2 separate regions of the Homo sapiens genome follow, and region 1 is linked to region 2. Evidence: chromatin contacts called from ENCODE Hi-C data. All regions are on one chromosome and are shown on one strand. The core of a region is the stretch at or near the end of the contact, and the rest is flanking DNA. Distances in the headings are between cores, read along the strand shown.

The links. A loop is a pair of places that touch in the nucleus more often than their neighbours do. Pooled maps may share reads with other maps.
Region 1: a map of ascending aorta shows a loop between it and region 2 (2.2-fold over the local background). The contact joins the promoter of DHTKD1 here to the promoter of OPTN in region 2. A Hi-C loop is called at or near these places in 1 of 168 maps with a recorded cell type or tissue (ascending aorta) and 10 of 50 pooled maps.

The regions. Positions count from the first base shown.
Region 1 is chr10:12,066,395-12,070,866 of GRCh38, reverse strand. It overlaps DHTKD1 (dehydrogenase E1 and transketolase domain containing 1), which reads right to left and starts at 1,913. Exons shown (of 17, transcript NM_018706.7): 1 at 1,680-1,913. The coding sequence starts at 1,833. RefSeq lists silencers at 1,578-1,737, 1,838-1,887.
Region 2 is chr10:13,097,233-13,101,447 of GRCh38, reverse strand. It overlaps OPTN (optineurin), which reads right to left and starts at 1,285. Exons shown (of 15, transcript NM_001008212.2): 1 at 1,146-1,285. It also overlaps a transcript of CCDC3 not described here. RefSeq lists an enhancer at 500-629 and silencers at 910-1,479, 1,950-2,009.

The DNA of each region.
Region 1 (4,472 bases), core at 664-3,163, 1.0 Mb after region 2:
TGAGGTCAAGTTGGAGCTCCCTAATGAGCAAGTAGACAGGAAGGGGAATTCGGCTCTGCAAAAAGGAGGTTCCCTCTTGGCCAGGCACGGTGGCTCATGCCTGTAATCCCAGCACTTTAGGAGGCCAAGGCCAGTGGATCACTTCAGGTCGGGAGTTCAAGACCAGCCTGGCCAACATGGTGAAACCCCATCTCTACTAAAAATACAAAAATTAGCTGGGCATGGTGGCAGGTGCCTGTAATCCCAGCTACTCGGAACACTGGGGCAGGACAATCGCTTGAACCCAGAAGACAGAGGTTGCAGTGAGCCAAGATCGTGCCACTGCACTCCAGCCTGGGCGACAAAGCCAGACTCCATTTTAGGATTAAAAAAAGAGAGAGAGACAGAGATATGAGGTTTATTTTAAATGCCCTCCGAAGTGAAGAGCAAAATATTGAAGTTCTAGTGTGTGATTGATGGAACATTCCAAGGTCAGGTGCCCAGATGCCGAAGGGGATCTTCAACATTAATCTAATGATCAGATCAAAGATGCCAAATGATTTTCCTCTAATAAGCAATCTGTACTTATCTTCTACTCCGTGAGGATAAATAATGATACAATAATTTTGGAGCGTAAACCAAATACTCAAAATTAGTCTCGCAAATGAGCATGCAACAGAAGTTCCAAAAGCTGATATTCATGACTGTTAATTCATTAAAACCACCAGCACATATCAAGGTGTCAATAGAGTGGCTAAAAGGAAAAGAAAGAAACCCCACCAGCACATAGTTCCAAATTCAGCAGAGTTAAGAGTTAAACTCTGAAATTAAAGTAACAGACTAGCTACAAGGAGACAAATACATAATAAATATCATGCTGTCTTCCAAGACTGGAACTAACTGCCCACTTCTCCCAAGCAATGCAGTCTTGGACCCCCCCACCTGCTCACATAAAAGAAGCCTCAGAGATGGTCCTGGAAATGTATCCTTGGGAGACCTTAAAACTTTACTTCTCCCACAGCTCCGCCTCATTAAAGAGCTGGTTTTCTAGGCTGGGTGCAGTGGCTCAGCCTGTAATCCCAACACATTGGGAGGCCGAGGCTGCAGGATCAGCTTGAGCTCAAGAGTTCAAGACCAGCCTGGGCAACATGGTGGGACCCCATCTCTACTAAAAATGAAAAAAAAAAAAAAAAAAAAAAAAAAGCTGGGCGTGGTCATCCCTCTGTGTCCCCAGCTACTCGGGACGCTGAGGTGGAAGGATAGCCTGAGCCCAGGAGTTCGAGGCTGCAGGGAGCTGTGGTCGCAGCACTGCACTCCAGCCTGGGCCACAGAGCGAGACTCCGTCTCAAAAAAAAAAAAAAAAAAAAAAGGAAACAAAAAGAGAAAGAAAAAAAGAGTTTCTCACACGTTTCCAACAAAGGAAAGAAAAGCCCTTCCGAAACCAGGTCCGGACCAGCAAGATGGGAAGACCACCCAAGCGTGGACCTCAAAGATCCTCAGTTACAGAGGATGGACGGGGGATGACCCCAACACTGAGCACCCACACCTACCCTCTGCTCCCCTCACCTCCCCCTCCTCCCCACCGGCCGCGCGTTCAGGCCGGCAGCCGGTTCCCCGACCCCGACACCCCACCGCAAATCGGCCAGGGGAGGCTTCTGCGTCCCAGCCCCCGCTCCCACCGCCCGGGCCCCATCCCCGACCTGGGGGGCGCTCCAGGGCGCCCTGGGGCTCGCGGCTCTCGGGCTTCCTCGGCCGGTAGCCGTAAACGCCCCGCTCGGTCTGGTAGCCACGCCAGAAGAGAGGGAGAGCCCGGCCGAGGCCCCGTCGTGCTGCTGCCGCAGTAGCAGAGGCCATGTTCACCAGATGTCCCGGCCAGCATGCTAAGGCGGGAGCCCGAGGGGATCCCACCGGCCCTGGTAAATCCGGGACTCGTCAGAGGCGGCCGGAGCCCCGCCCCCAGACAACGCCCCCGCGCCTGATTGGCCGACGGGCCGGACCCTGGAAGCCAATCCGTGGCAGCGGCACTCACAGCGAAGCGACGCCCAGGATTGGGGCGGGCTTCCAGGGCGGTTCCGGCGGCTGAGACCGCCCTGCTCCACCGCAGGGCGGGGCAAGTAAGTGTTCCGCGGGGCGGCACCTGCTCCCAGTACGAAACAGGATGTAGCTGCAGCGCCTGTAGTCTCCCGCCAGGAGTGTTTACCCATCACGCCTCTGCCCAACCGCATAGACACAGTCTAGGGTGTCTGTTACAGAAAGGACAAATTAGCCACAGGGTGGATAGGAAATGGCTAGGACTGAGACCAAGGGACGCAAAAAGCAAAGGTTACTTAGCGCAGCTACAAAATCAATACCCCTAATTTTTTTGTTTTCTTAAGAAACATTAACAGAGGCCGGGCGCGGTGGCTCACGCCTGTAATCCTAACACTTTGGGGGGCCACAGCGGGAGGATCATCTGAGGTCAGGAGTTTGAGACCAACCTGTCCAACATGGCGAAAACCCATCTCTACTAAAAATACAAAAATTAGGTCGGGCGCGGTGGTTCACGCCTGTAATCCCAGCACTTTGGGAGGCCGAGGCGGGCGGATCACCTGAGGTCGGGGGTTCGAGACCAGTCTTACCAACGTGGAGAAACCTCGTCTCTACTAAAAATACAAAATTAGCCAGGCGTAGTGGTGGGTGCCTGTGGTCCCAGCTACTCGGGAGGCTGAGACAGGAAAATCGCTGGAACCCGGGAGGTGGAGGTTGCGGTGAGTTGAGATGGCGCCATTGCACTCCAGCCTGGGCAACAAGAGCGAAACTCCGTCTCAAAAAAAACAGAACAAAAACAAACAAACAAACGAACAAAAAAAAAAAAACAAAACAGGCTGCAGTGGCTCATGCCTGTAATCCCAACACTCTGGGAGGCCCTCTGGGAGGCCAAGGAGGGCGGATCACGAAGTCAGGAGTTCGAGACCATCATGGCTACTATGGTGAAACCCCGTCTCTACTAAAAATACAAAAATTAGCCGAGTGTGGTGGCGGGTGCCTGTAGTCCCAGCTACTCGGGAGGCTGAGGCAGAAGAATCGCTTAAACCCTGGAGGCAGAGGTTGCAGTGAGCCAAGATCGTGCCCACTGCACTCCAGCCTGGGCGACAGAGCGAGACTCTGTCTCACAAACAAACAAAAAACATTAAGAGAGAAAGAAGGAAATAGGGTAAAGGGAGCAGGGAAGAAAGGGATAAGAGTCAAAAGAAACTGGACATGAACGATTAGTTGGTCTGTCTCTGAGTGAGTTTCCCAAATGATTTTTTTTCTGTGGCTTACTTTTAACTTTGCCAGTATGGTAGGAGAGAGAGTCTGCATCCTTACCTGGTTAGTCATCCTTCGTTCCAGTAAGCTGTGCAGCTATACCCCAAACTCCTAGGAATATTATACATACAAGCCCAAGACATCCTCCTTCTTACTCATTCAACCAGTACACTCATAAAGCACTCTGCTGGGTTACAAAGATTAATAAGGCACAGTTTCTGCCCTTAGTTCCCAGTCTAGCTGTAGATAGAACTCAGCACACAGGATGATAGATTATATAATGTAGGCACATGTAAGTGCCCCCTGCAAGCACAGGAGCGTCATCCAGCACAGCTACTGTAGCTGGGACCCCTTAGGTCCACACTTTGGTGGCCTCCCCATCTTGCTAGTTTGGACCTGGTTTTGCAAGGGCTTGTCTTTTTTTTCCTTTTTTTTTTTTTTTTTTTTTTTTGAGACGGAGTCTCGCTCTGTCGCCCAGGCTGGAATGCAGTAGGGCAATCTCGGCTCACTGCAACCTCCATCTCCCGGGTTCAAGCAATTCCCCTGCCTCAGCCTCCCGAGTAGCTGGGATTTCAGGCGCCTGCCACCACGCCCAGCTAATTTTTGTTGCTGTTGTTTTTGTTTGTTTGTTTGTTTGTTTGAGACAGAGTTTCTCTCTTGTTGCCCAGGCTGGAGAGCAATGGCGAGATCTCCACTCACTGCAACCTCCGCCTCCCAGGTTCAAGTGATTCTCCTGCCTTAGCCTCCCAAGTAGCTGTGATTACAGGCATGCGCCACCACGCCCAGCTAATCTTTTTTTTTTTTTCCTTTTGAGACAGAGTCTCGCTCTATCGCCCAGGCTGGAGTGCAATGGCGCGATCTCGGCTCACTGCAAGCTCCGCCTTCCGGGTTCCAGCCATTCTCCTGCCTCAGCCTCCCGAGTAGCTGGGACTACAGGCGCCCACCACCACACCCAGTTAATTTTTTGTATTTTTAGTAGAGATGAGGTTTCACCATGTTAGCCAGGATGGTCTCGATCTCCTGACCTCGTGATCCGCCCACCTCGGCCTCCCAAAGTGCTGGGATTACAGACGTGAGCCACTGCACCCGGCCATCCATGCCCAGCAAATTTTTGTATTTTTAGTAGAGACAGGGTTTCTCCATGTTGGTCAGGACGGTCTCAAACTCCTGACCTCGGGTGATCCACCCACCTCGGCCTCCCAAAG
Region 2 (4,215 bases), core at 36-2,535:
GTTGCCCTCGAGAATAAAGTTTGGTTTTCCGGGGGTGGGTGGGGGGGTGGGGGGGTGGAGGTTAGGTTAGTTATATTCCTAGCATAATATGCAACCTAAAGGTTAGTTTATAAAAAAAGAAGCTGTTACTTTTATTGTGTTGTACGTAATATATAAAGAACGCCTAAAATTGGCCCAGTGGAAAAACAGATGAATTATGCCAGGACTTAAATCAATGATCGTCCTCTGTCTACAGGTCACATTTAAACTTGCCTTGTCCACTCCAGGGCAATCCCTGGCCTTGGGGTCTGCCCTGGGACTTCTCCAGCCCCCGCCCCAAAACTGGGCCTGTCCTGGGAGGCAGCCTGGCACCACTAACTCTTCTCTCCCTGGGTCAAAAGAGCAAGGTGGGTTCTTCTGTTCACACAGCCTGCACCTTGCTAACCAGATCCAAAGGCTTCTGAGGTCCTCACATTGCCTTACTTTTCTATGCTTTCATTTTCCATTTCATCCTTACAAACAGTTCCTTGGTGTACATTTCCATACAACAGTTTTCCTGCTGGTGGAGGCCAGGTCGGAACCTGGGTTTCATTTTCTTTGAGCGATGTTTACTTCCTGTAGCTTATGCATTTCGATGGCAAAAACAATTCCTTTGGGGTTCTCGGCCTCATCAAATATTCTCTCTATATAGAGTGTACACACTCTCCTAGACACAGCAGTCTATGTGGATTCCCACCGACCCTGGGCACCTCATTCAGCTCGGGTAGTGGTCCCATGTCTCCCACAGGCGTGTCTGTAACCACCTCCTTATGGCGAGGAACTGGCTGCGGAATCCTTCCCAGCCTGCGGGAGGACGTCACCTCCAAGTCTCTGGGTGACTTGTAGAGGGGTTACCTGCGGCCAAGAGGCCGGCCCTGGACCCTTCTTGGGCCCACCCTGTGTTCACTACCCACCCTCTCCCACCAGGTCAGGACCCGCCGAGGCTTGGGGATCCTCCCAGGGCAGCCGTCTCGCGGGAGGGCCGCCCCACCCCTCGCCACCCTCACCCCGACAGGCTCCGGGCCGCGGGGCAGGGCGGCGGGTACCGTTTTCAGGCCGCGGAAGCGCCCGCCGGGAAGGAGCCGCCGCCCCCTCGCCCACCGCTGCAGCCCCCTGCCCTGGCTCACCTGCCGCCCGGCTTGGCTTCGCTCAGGGTCACTGTTTCCTCGGCATCGTGCCGCCTGGAGAGAACTCCCGACCGGGATGGGACGCTGACCAGGGAACCTGCCGGCGGGCGGCGGCGGTGGCGGAGGGGGCAGCCGGGACTGGGGTGCCTAGGGCTGATGCGCGGCCTGGCGACCCCGCCCAGCGCGGCTCAGCTGACAGCCAGCCGCTCCCTGCCCGCGCCGGGGAATTTCCCGGGCCCCGCCCATCCCATACCCCGCCCATCCCCCCCACCCTGCCCATTCCATACCCCACCCGACCAAGGCCCCGCCCCTCCTCTTTCCTGCGTCCGCCCCCAGCTACCCACCCTCGCTGTCCGTGCGGGGTCGAGGCTGGGACCCGGGTGAACAGGGACTGCTCTAAGGCGTCACTGTGACGGCGTTAATCAAAATAAATCATTAATCAAATGCAGTGTGCGGAGTTCGTCTTCCCCGTGTCTTCCCGCAGATCCCGTAGTGGAGGCTGGAGCCGCAGGGGGTCGCTGCCGCCCACAGAAAGAGGAGAATGCCAGGCATCCTCGGAGGGAGGCCTCCATCTGTGTTTTTTGAAAAAAGGTTAACATCTAGACATAGTTAACTGAGCATACATAGCTTTCCACTCGTTTTTGCTTTAAAATACACTCAAAAAGCAGAAAGCCTGCAGGATGCTTCTTGGGCTCTTGTTGCGGACGAATAGGCTCGGCTATTCTTGTTGCTGAAGAATAGCCTCTGCTGGTGTGGAGGAGGGAAGCTGCCCCCGGATTAGACAGCAGGATGACAAGGTAGGAGCGAGAGCCGCCCTATGTGCATCCAGAGTACCCGGGTAGCGCTGCAGGGATGGGAGGGAGGGAAGGAGGGAGGGGGAGAGAGAGAGAGAGGGAGGGACGGAGAGAGGGAGAGAGGGAGGGAGAGAGGGAGGGAGGGAGAGAGGGAGAGAAAAAAAACAAAACAACAACAACAAAACCTAATCTGAAACAGGAAAAAGGCAGATGCGCCCTCTCCTGGTATCTCCGAAGGATTCTGCTTCGCTGTCTGGACCTCCTGCTGCCTGGCCAAGCCTGACTCTCAACCCTGCCCCTGAGGCTAACCCCAAGAGCAGGGCAGAGAAGCAAGCAAGTCAGCGACTGCCCCAGACCCAATTCCGGGCCCTCGAGTTGGTGTGGTGTAGGAGGGGCAGATGAGGCTAGAGGCTGCTTTATAAGGAGTGAGCCTGGGGGTGGGAGTGGGGAGAAATAGAGAATTTAAAAAAATTCTTTTTATATCAGTGCAGGAGGGCCAGGCGCGGTGGCTCACGCCTGTAATCCCAGCACTTTGGGAGGCCAAGGCAGGCAGATCGCAAGGTCCGGAGTTCGAGACCAGCCTGGCCAATATGGTGAAAGCCTGTCTCTACTAAAAATACAAAAATTAGCCGGGCATGATGGTACTCTCCTGTAGTCCCAGCTACTCGGGAGGCTAAGGCAGAAGAATCGCTTGAACCCGGGAGGCAGAGCTTGCAGCGAGCCGAGATCATGCCACTGCACTCCAGCCTGGGTGACAGAGTGAGACTCCGTCTCAAAAAAAAAAAAAAAAAAAAAAAATCAGTGCAGGAAATAACTGATCATTCATGAAAAGGGCTTGGAAAAATATATACAGAGAGAAATGGAATGACGATCTCTAATTTTTGTTTATCTACTGGGATAATCCAGGCAGAAAAGACGGTGTCACAGCTGTACCCTGGGATCGGCAGAAAAGGGTCCCCCCGGGGCCTGTAAGGGGTGCCTGCGGTAAGTCGTACTTCACTAGGCTCCTTTTACTGTTTAAAACCCTATAGGTGGGGCACGGTGGCTCACACCTGTAATCCCAGCACTTTGGGAGGTCAAGGCAGGAGGATCGCTTGAGCCCAGGAGGGAGAGGCTGCAATGAGCTGTGATTGCAGCACTGCACTCCAGCTTGGGTGAGAGGGAGACTTTGTCTCAAGCAAAAACAAAAACGAGAACAAAACAACACTATGAAAGTGAATTAAAATGAGCATCAGTGAAACTCAGAGCCAAGAGAAGAAGGTCACCCACAAGCTGCCCATGGCTTTGGTGTGGGAGGCTCGAGGTGAGTTTCTGGTACAGAAAGCAGTCAAAGTTGTTTTCTCCTGATTCCTTGCTCTCAGTGGTGGGGTCGGGGTGGGGGGTGCCCTGAAGCACTGCACACACACATGCACACACACTCCCCCGACAACCACTTCTTAGCTGTAGGACCTTGACCAAGTTACTTCATCTTACCCTTCCTCATTCCCTTTATCTGTAAAATGGGGAGTATAGTACACTCCCAAATCCAGAAAGTTCTAAGGACCAAACCTCTTTTCTGACCAGACCCAACTGATGGAAAGCTATTTACAGTCTTTATTTAGATCCCTTGATGTGATTTTTAAATTTGTTTTGTGAAGGAAAATCGAATAGTTGATAGGAGAACTGCGTCAGACAGTGTCAGGGTGTTATGTGATATAAATCCCATTTATTGAATAGCCTTTTGAAAATCCCCAGAATTCTGGACTCTAAAGCAGAGCTTGCCCCAAAGGTTTTATTTTATTTTTTGAGGTGGAGTCTCACTCTGTTGCCCAGGCTGGAGTGCAGTGGCATAATCTCAGCTCACTGCAATCTCCACCTCCTGGGTTTGAGTGATTCTCCTGCCTCAGCCTCCCAAGTGGCTGGGATTACAGGCGTGTGCCACCACACCAAGCTAATTTTTGCATTTTTCGTATTGATGAGGTTTCGCCATGTTGACCAGCCTGGTATTGAACTCCTGACCTCGGGTGATCCACCTGCCTCGGCCTTCCAAAGTGCTGGGATTACATGTGTGAGCCACGGTGCCCAGCCACCCAAAAATTTTAGATAAGGCCTCTGGACCCACAGCCCTCACCTAAGGATGCTGAGAAGATTAAAGAGGAAATACGTCTTCAACACCTAGAAGAACGCCTGGCTCATGGTGTTTGTTGCTGTTGCTTGTGTTAGAGCCGGTTCTGTTTCTTAGCCTGGATCATCCCGTTTGGTGACTCCATCTTCCTGCACACTTCCATGGGTAGATG